2 separate regions of the Homo sapiens genome follow, and region 1 is linked to region 2. Evidence: chromatin loops called from intact Hi-C (ENCODE). Cell type or tissue: natural killer cell. All regions are shown on one strand. Each heading gives the region's core, and the rest is flanking DNA. Links, peaks and the distances in the headings are about the cores only.

Evidence for each region. Hi-C counts contacts between places; a loop is a spot of excess contacts. Peaks named below come from ENCODE experiments on the same cell type or tissue, not always from the same donor. Only the 100,000 strongest peaks of a DNase experiment are listed, where the experiment ranks them.
Region 1: it touches region 2 in a loop (5-fold over the local background); 68 of 110 quality-filtered maps call a loop at or near these places.

The regions. Positions count from the first base shown.
Region 1 is chr4:47,921,526-47,932,043 of GRCh38, reverse strand. The region is part of intron 1 of LOC101927157 (a long non-coding RNA gene); the gene reads right to left. Among named protein-coding and RNA genes, the nearest start is that of NFXL1, 12 kb to the right of the region's middle. RefSeq lists an enhancer at 8,813-9,312. In natural killer cell, for the core only: CTCF peaks have their summits at 5,074 and 5,274 (motif pointing left); a DNase peak (open chromatin) is centred at 5,253; H3K27me3 peaks cover 193 bases.
Region 2 is chr4:48,081,805-48,092,322 of GRCh38, reverse strand. TXK (TXK tyrosine kinase) reads left to right here. Exons shown (of 15, transcript NM_003328.3): 9 at 2,499-2,573; 10 at 5,686-5,857. Among named protein-coding and RNA genes, the nearest start is that of TXK, 47 kb to the left of the region's middle. In natural killer cell, for the core only: a CTCF peak has its summit at 5,026 (motif pointing right); a DNase peak (open chromatin) is centred at 5,002; H3K27ac peaks cover 825 bases.

The DNA.
Region 1 (10,518 bases), core at 835-8,834, 160 kb after region 2:
TGACTTTTATGTGTACACACAATATCACCTATACAAAGTTTACAAAAAAACACAAAGCATTAAATCGTGTTTATGAATCTGCACATATGATATAGACGTTTAATATCAGCCAGGAGAATGGCAGATGACAGAAATCAGAGTAGTGCTTACTTCTGTGGGGGATGAAGGACAATGAGATGGGAGGGAGGGTGAGAAATACCTAGCACCTCAGCTGTCTGTGCTCTTTCATATCTTTTAAAACAAATGGATCCAAATGTTAAGCAAATGGATCCAAATGTTAAGATTTGATAAAGCTAGCTACAGATATCTGTATATTGCTCTCTATAATTTTTGATATGTTTGAACTATTCCAAAAAAATAAAAAGAGAAGAGTTCAGTATAAATTCACACAGCTAGTTCAGTGGCAAAGCCTGGACTTTTGACCCTGGGTTCAGTGCTTACTTCACTATGACATTGGACTTGATTGCTTTCTACACAGACCAAGTTGAATGCCTTATGGGGTTCTACTTGGTGATAACATGCCTGTTATCCATATGTTTCTACTTTAAGCTGGCCAGAGTGCATGTTGAGTGAATTTGGGACAATGCTTCATAGAATTACATTTTAAGTCTGTCTCTTGATTTCCTGACTGGTTAGAGATGAACGAATGCATTTTTCATCAATGTATCCCTTTGGGATTCTGAAAATAGCAATTTACCACAAAATTACTCACCAGCCTGACAATGTTCGTTCTTAAAAGAGTTGATATTGGATTTCTTGTCAGATTGCCAATTTCTCCTCTTTCCAATTAGATTCATTTTTGTTTTATCTGGGCTGAGCTTCAGCCAGTCTTGGACTTGGTCCAATGAGCTACTTGGGTTATTTCTTCAGAGAGCAGGGAGCCTGTTTACCTGGGTTTCTCACAAAGATTCCAACTTCTCCTCTTTCCAATCAGGTTCATTTTTGTTTTATCTGGGCTGAGCTTCAGACAACCTTGGACTTGGTCCAAAGAGCTGCTTGAGTTATTTCTTCAGAGAGCAGGGAGCCTGTTTCCTGGATTTGTCACAAAGACTCATGATGCCAAGGAGTGCAGGTACTTTGGTGGCACCAAAGTCCATGGTGTTCCATGATCTCCCCCAGTGGTATCATTGCTTACTCTCCTCAGAAAGAATGACAGATGAGCCACCCAGTGGCACTCAAGGGATGAACATTTGCCCACTGTTATCAGGGGGTCTCTAGGATAGGAATATAATTTTCCCCACTCATTTTAAAATTTAATAAATCACTTCCAGCTCCTCACTTTACAAAAAAACAAAACAAAACAAAACAAAAAAACCCTGATAATTAATTGATCTACATTACCAGTATTTCCATTGTTCCATTCACATGTAATTTCACAATGCCTAAAGAGGACAAATACCGGTGGATGGGCTTTACTCAGTATGGATAAACTCCACTGGATAAATTCAGTGTGAATAAATTCCACTGGAGTACACTTAGGGTAGAATAATTCAAATTATACTTTAAAAATGATTGGCTCTAAGAAATCAAATGCAATTGAGACCTACATAAGGAGTTTTGTAGCCAGTAAGAAATTGCAAAAATATGCCAAAGAGGTTTGGTTTCATTAGAAATAACTTTTAAGAAATATTTTCTTGCATTTGTAGAAAATGACGAGGCTTCTGAGCATAGATAGTTGAACGAATTTCTGCTTCGTGAACCCTGAATATATTTTATCAGAAGGTCTAGAGAATAGTTGCCATATGTGAATAAATAGTGATGGGGAGGGGACATGGGACTCTAGTCCAGAAACACAAAGGCTAAGAGAAATATGGACCCCAGACCTGAAGTTTCCAGTTTCCAAAAGAGTCTCATGCTCAAAACACAGCCCTGAACAAAGAGCCACTGCACCTGAAGGATCCATACCATATGGACATGTGGGCTCTGCACTCTGATGACAATAACTAGAAGCATTCTCCAGTGCAGTGGCGATCACATTAGATCTTAGTGACTTTCCACTACAGTATCCAGGATGGGGGCCGGGCTGAAGAATGTCTGAGATAAGTATGTCACGATGGACAAACACTACAAGTTCCTATGGAAAGTTTACAACTTTCACTTGTGCACAAGTTTCTAGATCCTCTTTTCTACTATCTTCCACTCCACCTCCCACGTGTTATCACTTTTTCCTTCTCTATGGGATAGTCCCCATAGTGCACAATGCCTCAAATATTAATACCTGATGCTTGACCCCATTTCTGTTTCCTGTTAACACCCTTTTTCTTTGTTCTCCTTTCTTGTAAAACTATTTTGTAGCATTTGTTCTTGTAGAATTTTTTTCTTATTGTTCTTTCTTGAATCTGACAGAATTAAGACTTGCTACTACCACTCCACTGAAACCTCTCATCAAGGTCACCAGTGACCCCTATATGGCTAAATCTAATGGTCAGTTCTCAGTCCAAGACTTATTAGACCACTTGGTAACACTTGACAGAAATGATCACTCCCTCTTTCTTGAAACACTTTCTTCACTTGGCTTTTGGTCAGTTCTCTGCCTGAACTTCCATCTCCCTTGCTTTCTCCTAATCGTCAGGTCTTTAAATATCAAAGTATTGTGTAGCCATGATATTCACTCCATAAGTGAGCTCATATATCTTATGACACTTTATAATGTCTATGTGTTGAAGACTGCCAAATTTGTATCTCCACCCTCTCCTCTGAACTCCAGACTTGCATATTCAACTACATACTTGATATATCCTTTGGTGAGAACTTGATGTGCCCTAAACAGAACTCATGATATTGTCCTCAAATCCGTTCCTTCCCTAATATTCTCCATCTTAGTAAATGGCACCTACCACTTCTTCAGGTGAAAAACTTTGGGTCATCTTTTCTTGCCTCTTAGTCTCATACCTAATATCTAATCTGTCAGTAAATGTTGTCAACTCAATCTTCAAAATATAACCTGAATCTGACCATAACTCACCTTTTCTACTCCTAGTCCAAACCACCACCTTTCACCTAAACAAGTACAGTAGCCTCTTAACAGGTCTCTTTAATTTCACTCTTGCTTCCCTTCCAGCAATGGTCCATTTCCCTGTAGTAACCACTGTGATCATTTAAAAACATTATTAGATCATGTAACTCCCTTGCCTCAGCTTGCTAAAAATTAAATAAAAAATTCCCACCATAGTCCTACCTATTAAAGGACTTTTGATTACCTCTCCAGTTTAATTGCCTACAACTCTTCTGCCTGCTCATTCTCTTTCAGTGAGATCAGCCTGCCTGCTGTTCCTGAAATACACCAAATATATTACTTTTTCTTGGTCCTTATACTTTCCATTTCCTCATCTGGGGAAATTCTTCCCCCAGTGTCCAGTGGCTTATGCTGTCCCTTTATTCAGGTCTCTGTTCAAATGTCACCCTATTACAGTGGTTTCTGGAACTACCTGATTTAAATTCAAACCGTCTTCACCTTATCTGCCTGCACAGATCATAATTTGACATTATATGTTTATTATCTGTCTTCTCTACTAAAACGAAAGTTCCATGAGTACAGGTCCTTTATTTTATGTATTGCTCATTTCCAGTGCCTGGAAAGTGCCTGGGATATAATAGGGGATCAATAAACGTTTCTTGATTTAATTAATAAACAGGTAAATTTTCCAACCCATCCTGGAAAGATAAAACTCAAGAGCTCAAATTAAGTTGATTGAAAGACTAGAATTACTGAAGCATTACTATTTGCACATCTGAATTTGTAAACCGGGGGTCAGACCTACTACAATTTTAATTCTAGTTGGCCATTCTACCACAAGGCCCTCCCCATCTCAAAGCATCCTATCTCTATATTAGTTTTCCTGAAAAATATTGCTTTTATGATGTTACCTCCCTTTTCTTAAACCTCATAATGGTTATCTACCATCAACATTGAGACCAAACTTTTCTACTTCTGTTTTCAAGGTCTTTGCTAACCCTATTTATCACCTTGGCTGTGGGATTCAACAGAATTTTCTCCATTCTGATCCCAAGCACGGGCTATGCTTATTTTCATATTTAAACTTTGACTCATGACATCCCTACCACTCAGAATGCCTCCTTCCATTCAAATCTCACCTTTCCCTTAATCATTTTCTTAGTTCTCAGCAACTTCATGACCTCTTTATCCTTACCTTTGTACTTTACATACAGTGAACCCTTCCCATCTCTGAGTATGTCTGTCCAGTGCCTGACAATACTGAATATCTGTTAGACTCCATTACTTATTGATTGACAAATTATTTAGCTGAGTATTTGAAAAAATGTATATTAAATATGGTGAGTGCTTAGTTTATTTTCTCTGTTATGAAGGTTATTCTAAAAAAGTAAAATGATAGTCCAGTTTTGTTCAAATTACTTTATTTTAATGAAATTCATATTATACAGTACTTTTTTAATCATTAGAGTATTACTAAGTAGTGCAAAAAAGGATTCAGTCCCCTAAAGTTAGGGCTGGCTAGGAAAGTCAATGTGATAATTTAATTTTTCTAATTTTCCTCTGCCCTACCCATGGCAGAACAGCTTTCTTATTTTGCCTGGTAAATTTGCACTTCATGATATTTTTTCTTTTTCCTTTTTCTTTTCATTCCTGAAGTTTGGTTGGGTCATATTAGTATTTCAAGTAAAATTGATATAAAACGTATACAGTGCCTGTGTCAGTCAGGGTCCAATTAACAACAAAAGCACACATTGGGTTAAATTTAATACAAAGATTTATTAAACTTCGATAAAAGAACAACTACAAGGAAACTATGGTATTCTAGACCTGGGGGGGCAGGTACATAAGGAAGGACAATAAGAGTTCAGATCTTATTGGAGAAGGTGTAGTTCAGCACACTGGATAGCAAAGACGCTTGCTGGTCTGTTCTAGTCAGAGCTGGTCTGCAGTCCTGGGCAAGTAGGAAGTAACTCTTTGGAATGCATGTAGAACACAGTAATCAGTGATCAGGGTGCACTTGCACATAGAGATTAGGGGCTGGGATACAGGTGAGCTGTGCCTGGATCTGCAATGGGTGGGAGTGGAGGCAGGTGCTGGGACTTGCGGGAGGAAATGTCAGTAGCAAAATGAGTGGTGGTTTAGGGCACCTGGGGTGAGCCGGAGGGCTTTGGGGCCCGTTTCCCCGTACGAAAACTGCTCAGGAATGTTATCGCCAGTCCAGACCGAGGCTGCAAGATCGCAGACATTCTGTGTAGCAGTCAGAAACACTGGGAGACCACGGTCCTTCTCACAGTGCCTCTTCGGCGCCCTCTACTGCAAAAACAGAACATCGTGCTCTGTGGAGATGCTGAAAGGAGTGTCAACTGTTACACGGCATATACGTAAACATGAATTGGAGCAGAGAGGCAATACATTGGTAACTGGCACAATGTTTACCTAAGTATAGATGTACTTATCAAGTATAAGTGTATTTGAGAAGTTGCGTATGAATACTTTGGCAAAAACAATCCATATTAAGAGAACATGTCAGTAATGAATAAATACAATGACAGTCGTCCCTTGGTATACTCTGGGGAATGGTTCCAGGATCCCCATGTATACCCAAATCCAAGCATACTCAACTCCTCCAGTTGGCCCTGTGGAACCCGCATCTTTTTGCATAGCATTTTATTAATGTATCACAATTTACTTTTCTATTCTCCTGTTGATGACATTACAGTTGCTTCTGGGTTTTGGCTATCTTGAATATACCTGCTATAAACATGAGTTTCTGTGAAGCTATGCACTCATTTCGTGTGTGTGCATAAAAAGAAGTGGAATTGCTTGGTCATAGTGCTTTAGTAGTGGGCCATGTTTAGCTTTAGTAGATGCTGCTAAACATTTTTTGAGTGTTTGAACCAATATCCATTCCTACCAGAAAGTATGAGAGTTCTAGTTTCTCCATATTCTTGCAAACAGTTGGTATTGTCAGTCTTTTTGTTTTTAGCTATTCTTGTGGATACTTTTTTAAAAAATTAAATTAAATATAAATGTACAATTGTAGTTCTCAATATTTAACCCGTCTGTTCTGATAAATACAAAAACCTGTTTCTCTCAAATGCTATCTGAAATTTCAAAGTAAAAATAACAGCAATGATATTTAAAAAATTTTTTATTTCCAAAGCTTTCGGGGTACAAGTGGTTTTTTTGTTACATGGATGAATTATATAGTGGTGAATTCTGAGATTTTAGCCCACCCATGGCCAGAGTAGTGTACATTGTTACCTAATGTGTAGTTTTTTTTTATCCTCAGCCCCCTCCTATCCTCCCCCATCTGATTCTCTAAAGTCGATTGTATCACTCTGTATGTTTTTGCCTACTTGTAACTTAGCTTCCACTTATAAGTGTGAACATACAGTTTTTGGTTTTCCGTTCCTGTGTTACTTAGACTAATGGCCTCTATCTCCATCCAAGTTTCGGCAAAAGGTATTATTTCATTCCTTTAATGGCTGAGTAGTATTCCATGGTGTATATACACCACATTTTCTTTGTCCACTCGTTAGTTGATGGGCACTTACGTTGGTTCCACATCTTTGCAATTGTGTATTGTGCTGCTGTCAACATACGTGTACAAGGGTCTTTTTCATATGATGACGTCTTTTCCTTTGGGTAGATATCTAGTAGTGGGATTGCTTGATCAAATGGTAGATCTACTTTTAGCTCTTTAAGGAATCTCCTCCATACTGTTTCCCATAAAGGTTGTACTAATTTAAATTCCTACCAGCAGTGTGTAAGCATTCCCTTTCCCCACATCCACATAAACATCTATTGTTTTTTGATGTTTTAATAATGGCCATTCTTGCAGGAGTAGGGTGGTATCTCATTGCAGTTTTAATTTGCTTTTCCATCATGAGTGATGTTGAGCACTTTCTCATGTTTTTTGGCCATTGTAGATCATCTTTTGAGAAATGTCTATTCATGTCCTTTGCCCATTTTGTCCACTTGTTTTGTTTTTTTTTTCAGAGGGAGCCTCACTTTGTTGCCCAGGCTGCAGTGCAGTGGCGCAATCTCGGCTCACTGCAACCTCTGCCTCCTGGTTTCAAGTGATGCTTAAGCCTCAGTCTCTCAGTTGTAGCTGAGACTACAGGTGTGCACCACTATGCCTGGCTAATTTTTGTATTTTTAGTGGAGATGGGGGGTCTTACTATGTTGTCCAGGCTGGTCTCGAACTCCTGAGCTCAAGCGATTCGCCCACCTCAGCCTCCCAAAGTGCTGGGATTACAGATGTGAGCCACCAGGCCCGGTCTTTGCCAGCTTTTTAATGGGATTATTTGTTTTCTTTTTCTTGCTGATTTGTTTGAGTTCCTTGTAGATTCTGGAAACTAGTCCTTTGTTGGATGCATCTTGCAAATATTTTCTCCCCTTCTGTGGGTTGTCTGTTTACTTTGCTGATTATTTCTTTTGCTGTGCAGTAACTTTTAAATTAGGTTCCATTTACTTATCTTTGTTTTTGTTGCATTTGCTTTTGGGGTCTTAGTCATGAATTATTTCCCTAGGGCAATGTCTAGAAGAGTTTTTCCAACATCGTCTTCTAGAATTTTTAGTTTCAGGTCTTATATTTTAGTCCTCGGTCCATCTCGAGTTGATTTTTGGATAGGATGAGAGATAGGGATCCAGTTTCATTCTTCTACATGTGGCTTTCCAGTTTTCTCAGCATCATTTATTAAATAGGGTGTCCATTCCCCAATTTATGTTTTTGTATGCTTTGTTGTAGATCAGTTGGCTGTATGTATTTGGCTTTATATCTGAATTCTCTATTCTGTTCCATTGGTCTATGCATCTACTTTTTTTTTTCCCAGTACCATGTTGTTTTGATATCTATAGCCTTGTAGCATACTTTGAAGTCCAGTAATAGGATGTCTCCAGATTTGTTCTTTTTGCTTAGGATTGCTTTGGCTGTTCAGGCTCTTTTTGGTTCCACATGAATTTTAGGATTGTTTTTTCTACTTCTGAGAAAAAGTGATGCTGGTAGTTTGATGGGAATTGCATTGAATCTGTAGATTGCTTTGGGCAGTATGTTCCTTTTCACAATGTTGATTATTCCAATCTATGAACATGGAATGTGTTTCCATTTGTTTATGTTGTCTATGATGGCTTTCAGCAATGTTTCGTAGCTCTCCTTGTAGAAGCAATGGTAATTTTTGAAAATGTGTTCTCAACTTACATATGCTTCCACTTTATGATCTATACTAGCTCTCCACTGCAAAAATTTACAATGATAATACAACAAATGTTTGTTTTCTCACTCAGCGAGCACAAAAGATTATTTCTGATTCCAAAGTGATTATTGTGTTTATCACTTTTAATTGTATAATATGGCAGGGGAAAAATCCTGATTATATGAGCCCTTTCCCTGTTTAGGTACTTTAAAAATAACTGGAATTTCTAGGTAAACATTAAATGCATATACACAGTCATCATTTGCCTGGTGGTTAAGAGTATAGGCCAGGAGTCACACTACCCATTTGCAATCCTAGCTCTGCTAGTATGTTGAATAAGAAATTGTTTTGATGGGGGAGTTGCTGAATAGGAACAGCTCTGGTCTACAGCTCCCAGCGAGATCAACACAGAAGACAGGTGATTTCTGCATTTCTGCAGAAACGTGACTTCTGCATTTCTGCAGATACGTGACTTCTGCATTTCTGCAGAAACGTGACTTCTGCATTTCTGCAGAAACGTGACTTCTGCATTTCTGCAGAAACGTGACTTCTGCATTTCTGCAGAAACGTGACTTCTGCATTTCTGCAGAAACGTGACTTCTGCATTTCTGCAGATATGTGACTTCTGCATTTCTGCAGAAACGTGACTTCTGCATTTCTGCAGATATGTGACTTCTGCATTTCTGCAGATATGTGACTTCTGCATTTCTGCAGATATGTGACTTCTGCATTTCTGCAGATATGTGACTTCTGCATTTCTGCAGATATGTGATTTCTGCAGGTGATTTCTGCATTTCCAAGTGAGGTACCTGGTTCATCTCGTTGGGACTGGTTGGAAAGTGGGTACAGCTGAAGCAGGGCGGGGCATCATCTCACCTGGGAAGCACAAGGGGTCGGGGGATTTCCCTTTCCTAGCCAAGGGAAGCCGTGAGTGACTGTACCTGGAGGAATGGTACACTGCTGCCCAAATATTGTGCTTTTCCCACAGTCTTCGCAACCGGCAGACCAGGAGATTCCCTCCTGTGCCTGGCTCAAAGGGTCCCATGCCCACGGAGCCTCACTCGCTACTAGTGCAGCAGTCTGAGATCAACCTGGGATGCTGGAGCTTGGTGGGGGAAGGGGCATCCACCATTGCTGAGGCTTGAGTAGGCAGTTCTATGCTCACAGTGTAAACAAAGTGGCAGGGAAGCTCGAACTGGGTGGAGCCCACCGCAGCACAGCAAGGCCTACTGCCTACCGAGATTCCACCTCTGGGGGCAGGGCATATCTGAACAAAAGGCAGCAGATAGCTCCTGCAGACTTAAACGTGACTGCCTGATAGCTCTGAAGAGAGCAGTCGCTCTCCCAGCATGGCGTTCGAGATCCGATAATGGACAGAGTGCCTCCTAAAGTGGGTCCCTGACCCCATGTAGCCTGACTGAGAGACACCTCCCAGTAGGGGCCACAGACACCTCATTCAGGCAGGTGCCCCTCTGGGATGAAGCTTCCAAAGGAAGGATCAGGGAGCAATATTGGCTGTTCTGCAGCCTCCGCTGGTGAAACCCAGGCAAACAGGGTCTGGAGTGGACTTCCAGCAAACTCCAATAGACCTGTAGCTGAGGGTCCTGTCTGTTAGAAGGAAAACTAACAAACAGAAAGGAATAGCATCAACATCAACAAAAAGGACATCCACACCAAAACCCCATCCGTAGGTCACCAACATCGAAGACCAAAGGTAGATTAGACCACAAAGATGGGGAGAAACCAGAGCAGAAAGGCTGAAAATTCCAAAAACCAGAATGCCTCTTCTCCTCCAAAGGAACACAACTCCTCGCCAGCAAGGAAACAAAACTGGATGGAGAATGAGTTTGACGAGTTGACAGAAGTAGGCTTCAGAAGATCAGTAATAACAAACTTCTCCGCGCTAAAGGAGCATGTTCTAACCCATCGCAAGGAAGCTAAAAACCTTGAAAAAAGATTAGAGGAATGGCTAACTAGCATAACCAGTGTAGAGAAAAGCTTAAATGACCTGATGGAGCTGAAAGCCACAGTACGAGAACTGCGTGAAGCATACACAAGCTTCATGAGTCAATTCGATCAAGCGGAAGAAAGGATATCAGTGATTGAAGACCAAATTAATGAAATAAAGTGAGAAGACAAGATTAGAGAAAAAAGAGTGAAAAGAAACAAAGCCTCCCAGAAATATGGGACTATCTGAAAAGACCAAATCTACATTTAATTGGCATACCTGAAGGTGATGGGGAAAATGGAAAGAAGTTAGAAAACATTCTTCAGGATATTATCCAGGAGAACTTCCCCAACCTAGCAAGGCAGGCCAACATTCAAATTCAGGAAATACAGAGAACACTACAAAGATACTCCTCG
Region 2 (10,518 bases), core at 899-8,898:
ATGGATCTTCCCAATGTGCCCTACTTCTATTCTTCCCTTAAATATTGGTTTTCCTCCAGAATCCGTCCCTGATCACTACTCTTCTCACCTTAGGCATCTCCCTTTGCATAATCTTCTGTCTGGTAGACAAAGGCACTTGCAATCCCGCAGGCCCTGAACTTCACTGATGAAGTAGGATGCTTCATCTTACACCATTACTCTCCCTCCAAATGTCCTCTTTCTTTTCTCTCTCTCAGATAATACTAGCATCATCCAGCCCCTTGTAGGGGTTGGAAGCATAGGAATTAAATAGATGCTTCTTAATAGCTCACTTCTGATTAATTATCAAATGCAATTGATTTCATATCCTAAATGTGTCTCCTATAGATCCCTGCCTCTCCCTACCTTCTAGTGCTGCCCTGATCATTGCTCACTTGGACAACTGCAGTAGCCTCTTAACTGGTCTTATTGCCTCCAATGTTGATTTCCCCTTAATCCATTCTGCTAGTACCAGAGTGATCTATCAGAAATGTAAATCTGGCTGGGTGCAGTGGCTCATGCCTGTAATTACAACACTTTGGGAGGCCAAGGTGGGTGGATCACCTGAGGTCAGGAGTTTAAGACCAGCCTGGCCAACATGGTGAAACCCCATCTCTACTAAAAATACAAAATTATCCAGTCATGGTGGCGCATGCCTGTAATCTCACCTACTCGAGAGGCTGAGGCAGGAGAATCGCTTGAACCTGAGAGGCGGAGGTTGCAGTGATCCAAGATCACACCATTGCACTCCAGCCTGGGCAACAAGAGTGAAACTCCATCTCAAAAAAAAAAAAGAAAAGAAAAAGAAATGTAAATCTGACTGTGCCCTCCTACTTGGGACTTTTCAATAGCTTCCTCTCACCTGCAGGAAAATGTAATGCTTCCTAGCGTGGCTTATGAGTCCCATCATACCCAGAATACTGCTTACCTCTGCAGTGCAATTTGTCTGGCTCTACCTCCTGAGTTTTGCTCAAGTACCCACCATCATGCTTCACATTTCTAAGTTTCATCTCATGCGTTACCTCTGCTTAGAAAGTCCTTCATAGTTTCTCCCCATGGGTTAACTCCATGTGTTAGTTTCATCTCAGTCATTTCCTCCCAAAGAATTCTTCGAGTCCAACAATGTGTCAAGTGCTCTTTTTCTACATCCCAAGGCACCCTATATGCATCTCCAGCAGAATACTTATTCCTTTCACATTAGAATGGCCTCTCTCTGCCTGTCTTCTCTCACTGAGATAGAGCTCCCTGTGGGCAGAGTCCTCATCTTACTCATCTTGGAATCTGCTGGAATCTTTGGGAATCTACCTAGAAGAGTGCCTTGCACACAATAGGCACTTAATATGTGCTTCTTTTTGTTCTTACACTGGTCAAGCTCGTTTCTGTCTTCCAGCATTTACACATGCTGTTCCATCTACCTGGAAGGCTCTTCATCAATCAACGTCAGCGTAGCTGTCATCTTGTCTGAAAGGCCTTCCCTGAGCACCCACTCTAAAGTAATTATATGTTATCCGGTCTGCCTTGCACTTAATCATCATTATCTACTTTTTCTTGTGTGTGCATGCCCTTGTTATTTTCTCTTCCTCTCACTAGAATGTAATCATGAGAGCAAGACCGAATCATCAGTCTTGTTCCCTACTGTCTCCCAACATCTAGATAGTGTTTTATTGAAAGCTTTTATTGAAAGCGCATACCAGGCTTTTAATAAATATTAGCTGAACAAATAAATAATAAATGATTATTAAACTAAGTTGAAACGTAAGGTATATGCCTAAGTGGGTCACTGAAAGGAAAAAAAGAGACATTTGATGTATAGAAATCTATATGTTAACCCAATTAAATGAAGTCTCATTTACTCTACCATGCTATTAAAAATCAAATAAACAAAGATTATACAAAATGGGCACACTTCAACACCGTTGGTGGTTGAATAAATTAGTACATCCTTTCTGGACACGCTTTGACCTGGAAATCACATTTTATAAGGTGATAATTTGAGAAGTACAGACAAATGTATGTTCAAGGACATATGGCATATTTTATAATAGCGAAATCTTGGAAATAAATTTAAGCTCTGTTTATAGTCAATGACATATATCAATTACGTGCATAGTGCAAAAAGCTTTTAACAAAATATTTATATTTCTGCAAAATATATTGGATGTGTTCATGTTTTCAATTATGCACATAGTGATTTTTGCAAAAATATTCACCAAGATGATAACAATCTATCTGTGAATACTAAGATTTTGTGAGGGATTTTTTAGGGTCATCTTTATACTTCCTTAGATTCTTTAAATTGTATACAATGAGTATATATTTTTTTTTGGAAAATGTGGGAAAATAAGCAAACTGCTGACTAACTGGTAGAATGAATTTTGTTTGTCTAATTATTTAAAGAATGGTACTGTCTTCTAGAATATTTCATTCTTTCTTCTATATTAGCAACTAGGCTTGAAATATTGATTTCTCTTTCTCCTTAGGTCTCATGACTCGTCTCCGATATCCAGTTGGGCTGATGGGCAGTTGTTTACCAGCCACAGCTGGGTTTAGCTACGGTAAAGTGTGCACACATGCTGAAGTAAAATAGCAAATCCAGTAGTAAAGAATCTACCTGGCTGGGTGCGGTGGCTCACAGCTGTAATCCTAGCACTTTGGGAGGCAAAGGTGGGTGGATCACCTTAGGTCAGGCGTTCAAGACCACCCTGGCCAAAATGGTGATACCCCGTCTCTACTAAAAATACAAAAAATTAGCCGGGTTTGGTGGTGGATGCCTGTAATCCCAGCTACTTGGGAGGCTGAGGCAGGAGAATCGCTTGAACCCAGGAGGCAGAGGTTACAGTGAGCTGAGGTCATGCCACTGCACTCCAGCCTGGGCAGCAGAGTGAGACTCTGTCTCAAAAAAAAAGGAAAAAAAAAAAAGAATCTAGTTCCCTATTGATTCTTTGAACTCTCAGCACTTCCGAAATGTCTATCTAGAAACATTTCTTCTCAAAGTTTACATCACCCTTCTGAGATGTTTAAATATGTGCATCTCATAAGGACAATTTAAACTTTGGGGAGAAATGCTTCCGTTTGACTTCAGATTTCACTGTTACATTACCAGGAGCCTTAATCTTCACCCTTTTGATAAATTACAATTCTTTTTATTTGGATGTTTGGGTTGTTGTTCTTTGGTTTCAAGGGTGCCTGGGAAATGATTCCTCTCCAAGAGAAGCTACTAAAAAGAGCTGCTGAAAGTATCGTCTTCATCTTTTTTTTTGTTTCTAATAGAACATGCACAAAGTTCAATTTGAACCACTTTCTAGCAAATGTGGTATTTGTAAATCTGTGAGAATACGTAAGTGCCAGGGAATCCTATTTTCTAATTTGGTGACATTTTATTCCTTTAAACTTCTCTCAATAGTGGGATTCAGAATGTACTGAAAAAATTAATAACACAATATATTGGGAAAAAAGTAACTGGGACTCAGGATCTCATTAAGTTAAGTGGGATGGAAGCAAGATTTCTGGCTATTATTGGTGCCTGTATTATTCCTCTGGCCCACAGATAGTATATATAATACAAAGTTCTACCATTAACAATTTACTTAAGTTAAACATGATTCTTTTTAATTTCTTAAAAATAAACTTAAAAAATTTAAAAACAAATAGAATAGTGTACAACTCATAAGTCTATAGATTGATTTGTTTTGCCTGGTTTGATTACGTTATATAAACAGAATCGGACGCTGCAGTTTTTTGTGTCTGGCTTCCTCCTCACCTCATTACATCTGTGAGTTTCATCCATGGTCCTGGGTGGGGTTGGTTTATTTTCACTGTGGTGCAGTGCTACACTGCATGACATACCACAACTGATTTAGCCATGCTTCTTGTAGATGGCCATTCGGGTTGTTACCAATTTTTGGCTCTTACAAATAATATTGTTAAGAACATTTTTGTGTGTGTTTTGATGAAGTTAAGTGCACATTTACATTCCAGCATATGTTGGATATGTGCTTAAGTGTACACCTGCTGGGTCATAGGCTATGCATATGTTTAGATGTAGTAGATACAGTCAGTTTTCTAAAGAGCTTATACCAAATTACACTCCCATCAACAATATGTAAGTTCTAGCGGCTCCATACCTTTGCCCTTGCCAATATTTTATTCTAGGTTTTTTTTTACATGTTAGCCAATCTGGTGTGTCGTAGTATCTCATTATGGTCTAAATTTACATTTCCCTGATGACTAATTATTTTTATCAATTTGGCTTAGTGGCCATTTGGATATTCTCTTCATAAGAGAATACTCCATTCACATTTTTTACCCTTAAAAAAGTTAGGGTATATGTCTTCTCTAGTTGATTTATTTATATTCAGAATAAGAATTCTATGTTGGTTGTATATTTTAGAAATATCTTCTGTGGCTTAACTTTTTACTTTCTTAATGGGGGTATTTTTGATGAACAGAAGTTTTATGAAGTATAATTTATCAATATTTTTCTTTGTGGTTATATTCTGTTGAATAAATTTATGCCAATTCCAAGGCCATGAATATATCCTCCCATGTTACTTTTAAAACATACCTATGAGGCCGGGTGTGGTGGCTCATGCCTATAATCCCAGCACTTTGGGAGACTGAGGTGGGCAGATCGCCTGAGCTCAGGAGTTTGAGACCAGGCTAGGCAACATGGTGAAACCTTGTCTCTACTGAAAATACAAAAAATTATCAAGGCGTGATGGCGTGCCTGTAATCCCAGCTACTTGGGAGGCTGAGGCAGGAAAATCACTTGAACCTAAGAGGTGGAGCTTGTAGTCAGCTGAGATCGTGCCACTGCACTCCAGCCTGGGTGAGAGAGTGAGACCCTTCCTCCAAAAAAAAAAATAATAATAATAATAAAATAAAACATACCTTCTATAGGGAGGGGGAATACTTTGCATAGCTGGTAGAAGGGACTATCAGATTTTACAATTCTTTTAAATGCATTATTCAAAAGTTCCAGCAGATGGTGGTATTGCTGTATTAAAAGGAGACACTAAACCATTAAGTTTGGTACAGTTTTCAAGAGGGTTATTTTAAAAACAGTTTATTTTTTCCTGATTTGCTTCTATAAAATGAGAAATATACAGTAAAAATTTCACTTCAGCTATACTCTTAGATATATGTGGGTTAGATTTCTAACACTGAATTTGTTTATTAGATGATTTCATTGGACTTTTCCCTAAGAAGAAAAAGTATCAAGGGAGAAAAGCCCTTTAGGAATGGAGTGAGAAGACCAACAGGAAGAACTGAAATCACAGTTTTATTTGCCTTACAAGTTTACTCACCAGGAAAAAAAAACCAGACTGGGAACATAAATATTTTGGGTCCCAGGTCTAGTTTTGGTAGGTTTAGTTTAGAAAGGCACAGAAGTGTGTTCGCTGTTGTCTTTGGGAGCAGAGAGTGCATTTTGTTATCCTTAATTTGTTATACAAACATCACCAAATAAATAAAGTTTGTGTTTTGAAACTTGAGTCCTTGAATTACGTTTAAGCCACAGTGAGAGTATTAAAATGGCTTCATATCCTCTCCACTTTATACATTTTTTAACCTCTCTGTCAAATAATAGATACTTCCTAAACATTTTCCAGCCCTAATATTTTAACAGTCTTTCTTTCTACTTGTAACATGGATGTTTTACTTTTTCAGAAAAGTGGGAGATAGATCCATCTGAGTTGGCTTTTATAAAGGAGATTGGAAGCGGTCAGTTTGGAGTGGTCCATTTAGGTGAATGGCGGTCACATATCCAGGTAGCTATCAAGGCCATCAATGAAGGCTCCATGTCTGAAGAGGATTTCATTGAAGAGGCCAAAGTGATGATGTACGTATAAACAACACCCTGATAAATATCATACCATGCCCTGGTGTCATGGAAACAACATGAGCTTTGGAGGCAGCCACACCTGGATTTGTGTCACAACTTTGCTCAAGCTCATTGTGTAACCCAGGCACATTATTTGACCACTGTGTGACCTGGGTGAATTATTTCACCTTTCCAAGCCTCAATGTCTTCATCTATAAAATGGGATGAAAGTACCTACCTCACTGGATCAATGTGTGAATTAAATAAGAGAATTTATGTAAGTGATGAGACAGGAGAATTCCCTTGACACCTTTGCAGAATGCCTTGTGAAGAGGGTGGCTCATTTACTCAGCCGCTGTGTGCTCAAATCCCTTACGGGAGGAGGAGCATGCAGGTGAGCCAGGGTGAGTGCTTTTGGGCTCTGGCCCCACGACAGTGTCTAGAGGTGTTACAATGCTCTTTTAGCTTTTCTGTCTGCAGATGGCTAAGTGTTAACCACCTCAGTGGAAAGTCAGGGTGACAGCCTTTTGCATCCTGCCCTCTTGATACCTGGGTCCTTGTATGGCATCCAGGAAGAATCAGGTCACACGGACTTGAAGGATGGTGAATGCAGAGATTTTATTGAGTGATGGAGATGGCTCTCAGCGGGATGCATGGGGAGCTGGAAATGGGATGGAGTGGGAAGATGATCTTCCCTGGGAGTTTGACCATCCTGCAGCCGATCTCGTCTCTGACTGCCCCCAGCAGAACTCCTCTCAATGTTTAGACACTCCTCCTCTTCTCTTCTTCTCTGCTGCACTGCTCTGTCACCTGCCAATGGAGCTTGGGGTTTATATGGGCACAGTACAGGGGTGTGGCAGGCTAGAGCAGTCTTGGAAAGGGCAGCATCTGGGCACAAAAATAAAAATGCCTGTTCCCATTTAGGGCAGCAGGTTTCCAGGCTTGAAGGTGGGGATTTTGCTGGGGAACTGCCCGCTTCTACCTAGTATTTCCCTGCCTCCTGTTGGTATCAGTGACAAGCAAGTGTGTTCTTTTCAGCTCAATAATAGGTGCTTTACAAGTACTCTTTTTTTTTTCCTTTTCCCAGAAGCAGAAATGATGGTTATGTCTTAGTAGTGATACACTACTCATCTCTTGAAAGGGCATCCTCCGGTGGCCAAAAAGAGTTAATGGTTTTTTAAGGATAAAAAAGTATTTGCTTTCAGAGGACATAAGGGTCCAGAGCTTTAAAAGAAGTGGCTCTTTGTAGACCATTGGACACAACTCTTCTGTGATTTCCCGGGACAGCATTTTGACTCAGTTGAACCCATTTCTGTGGCTCATTAACTTTAACAACCTGAGCAGGACCAGGACAGGCCAATAATTTGACCATAGTTCAAATTAACATTCTTTAAATATTTGTTCAACATTTATTTAGAGGAACAGCAATGCTGTGAAGAAGAAAAACTCCAGATGACATTATTTAGATTCTGCTCTGTTTTCCAGAGAAATTTAGTTCTGACCCGCACTTGCAGACTCCAACTAGAAAAACAAACAAACAAGCAAACAACAATCAGAGGTGATTAACTGGACCCATTCTCGATTAACTGGACCCATTCTCGATTAACTGGACCCATTCTCGATTAACTGGACCCATTCTCGATTAACTGGACCCATTCTCTTTCGAAGGCAGAGCAAGTATATCCCTTGGGGCTCTCAACCCATACCCTGAGGGTCCTATCAAAATATCCTTTCCATTCACTTACAATAGAACGAATTCCAAGGGAAGTTGTTACAAACACAATTTCCCAGTGACACCAGCTTCCCAATGATGTTTTTGGGTCCCTAGGTGCCCCAGGCACCTATCTCTATCTGCCTTTGCTTCCTGTAGATATCTGCATCCTACCGTGGTTTTTCTATACCTAAAGGACAAAAATTGTATTCCTGTGTTGGATTAAATAGGCATAATAAAAAAAGAATGAATGGGAGACAAGTTATTCAGGGAGAGTTAAAAACATGTTTGACTGTCTATCAAACAAGAAAGAATTGAAGATGTTTAATGTCATAATGAGAGAATTCTTGAAAGGTACAAGCCTGATGGGGCATTTGAGGTCAGGATCTTTGAGGACAATATTTCCCCTGATTCATTCTGGGAGGCTAACATGGGAGGATCACTTGAGCCTAGGAGTTTGAAACCAACCTAGGTAACATGGCGAAACCCTGTCTCTACAAAAAAAAAACAAAAAAACTAGCCAGGCATGGTAGGGAGCACCTGTAGTCCCAGCTACTCAAGAGGCTGAGGTGGGAGGATCAATTGAGCTCAGCAAGTTGAGGCTAGAGTGAGCCATGATGGCACCACTGCACTCCAGCCTGAGTGACAGAGTGAGACCCTGTCATACACACACACACACAAATCCCTGATTTCTAAAAAAGTGAGGCAGAAAATCTTCCATTCTAACATTCTATTGCAAATATATTTATTTTTAAAATAGTTGACATGCATTGACATACTATCTACCGAGTATATATAGCTTTGCACATATTAGCTCCTTTCTGTGTGTGGTTTAAATATTACCTCTTTCAGGAGGTCTCCTCTGACTACTCTGTTTAAGTTGGCATACCCACTGCCAAATGCTTTCTGTTGTATCGCCTTGTGTTAGTTCCATCAAAGTACTTGTCATACTCTGAAGCTTCATGTGTAGTTGTTTTATTTCTCTCCCACTAGCATGCAAGCTCTCTAATAATATAACCTTTATTTATTTCTCCTGTTTAACCTGGTGAGTGTTAAAAGGATGACTAGCATGTAGTTGGTGCTTAAAAACATTTATGGACTATTGAATGAATTAATGAATCCTCACCACAACTCCAAGTGGTAGCTTCTATTAAGATCCCAACTTTATAGGTAAGAAAGAGAACATTTAGAAGGCTTATTATAAACCAAAATGTTTCTGAGACAAGTCTCAATTAATTTAAGAGTTTACTTGGCCAAGGTTAAGGACATGCCCATGACAGCCTCAGGAGGTCCTGATGATATGTGCCCAAGGTGATCGGCCTACAAAATGTAAAAATGGTTTTACACATTTTAGGAAGACATAAGACATCAATCCATCCATGTAAGGTGTACATTGGTTTGGTCTGGAAAGGCAGGACAACATGAGTGGTGAAACAGGAAAGTTTTCTGGCCCCCACTTGCAGGACATGCAACAGAGGTGTGGCTCTCTGGTCAGCCACTATGACCTTTTACAGGATGGGGAGCATGCAGATGGGCAGGTGCAGGAATCAGGGTGAGTGCTTTTGGGCTCTAGCCCAACAGCAGCATCTAGGGGTGGGTGTCTGCAACTCCCAAAGCCCAAGTGGGTCTGCGTTGTAGTGTGCTCTTTTAGCCTTGTGATCCGCAGATGGCTTAAGGGTTAACCAGCTCAGTGAACCCTCTGCCTTTTTGCAAGGGCAGGGGGCCAGTATGACAGCTTTCTGTATCTCAAGCTCTTGTCCAGTGTCCTGGAAGATCAGGTCACACACAAACTTGAAGGATGCATGTGGGATTTTATTGACTGTTGGAGGTGGCTCTCAGCAGGATGGATGGGAAGCTGGACAGGGGATGATGGGGTAGGAAGATGATCTTCCCCTGGAGTTTGGCCATCCAACAGCCGATTCTCTGACTGGTCCAGCTGAACTCCTCCTGACGTTCCTTCTTTCCTCCCCTTCTCTGCTGTACCATTCTGCTGTTTGTCTATTCATCTCCTCATCTGCTTCTGGACCTGGAGTTTGCGATTTGTATGGGTACAGGATAGGGGGCGTGGTGGGCCAAAAAGCAACTTTTGGGGCACAAAAACAGGAATGGCTGTTCTCACTTAAGGCCATAGGTATCTAGGCTTGAGGGTGAGGACTTTCCTGGGGAAACTGTCATCTTCTACCCAGTATTTCCCTGTCTCCTGTCCATATCAGTGGGGGCTTCCAAGTCATAGGCAGATTCAAAGATTTTCTGATTGACAATTGGTTGAGTTATTATCCAAAGAACTTGAATCAATGGAAAGGAATGTCTTGGTTACTCTAAAGAGTTGTGGAGACCAATACAGATGGTCTGTGTTTATTATGCAGATGAAACTTCCAGGTAGAAGGTTTCAGGGAAAATAGATTGTAAATGTTTCTTAGTAGACTTAAAGAGTCTGTTCTATCAGTCTCAGTGTCTGTGTTGATGTTAATGGTTATGAGGCATGTCCAACTCCCTCTTCCCATCGTGGCCTGAACTAGTTTTACAGGTTAATTTTAGAATGCCCTTGGCTAAGAGGAAGAGTCCATTCAGATGGTTAGGGGCTTAGAATTTTATTTTTGGTTTACATTATGTAATTTGCCTGTAGTCCCACAACAAAACATTGTTAGAGCTTCTAATTGAAATCAAAACTGTGAACTATCTGGGCACAAAAACCCTGATCTTAATGAACATAATTATCAATACACTCTTGGAAAACTAATATATGTCAGAGGGCAAGAGATGGAAAGAGGAGAATTGTTTCAGGATACATTTTTGAGATAAAGTCATCAAGACTTGCTGATAAATTGAATGTGGCAGGTAGTCGGAAGAAACCAGAGGAACAAAGATGATGCTGAGGTTTTGGTGTACATTATTATATCAGGCGAAGGATGGCACCATTTACAAAGATGGGGGAAGACCAAACGGGTTTAGGGGGAAAAATCAAGAA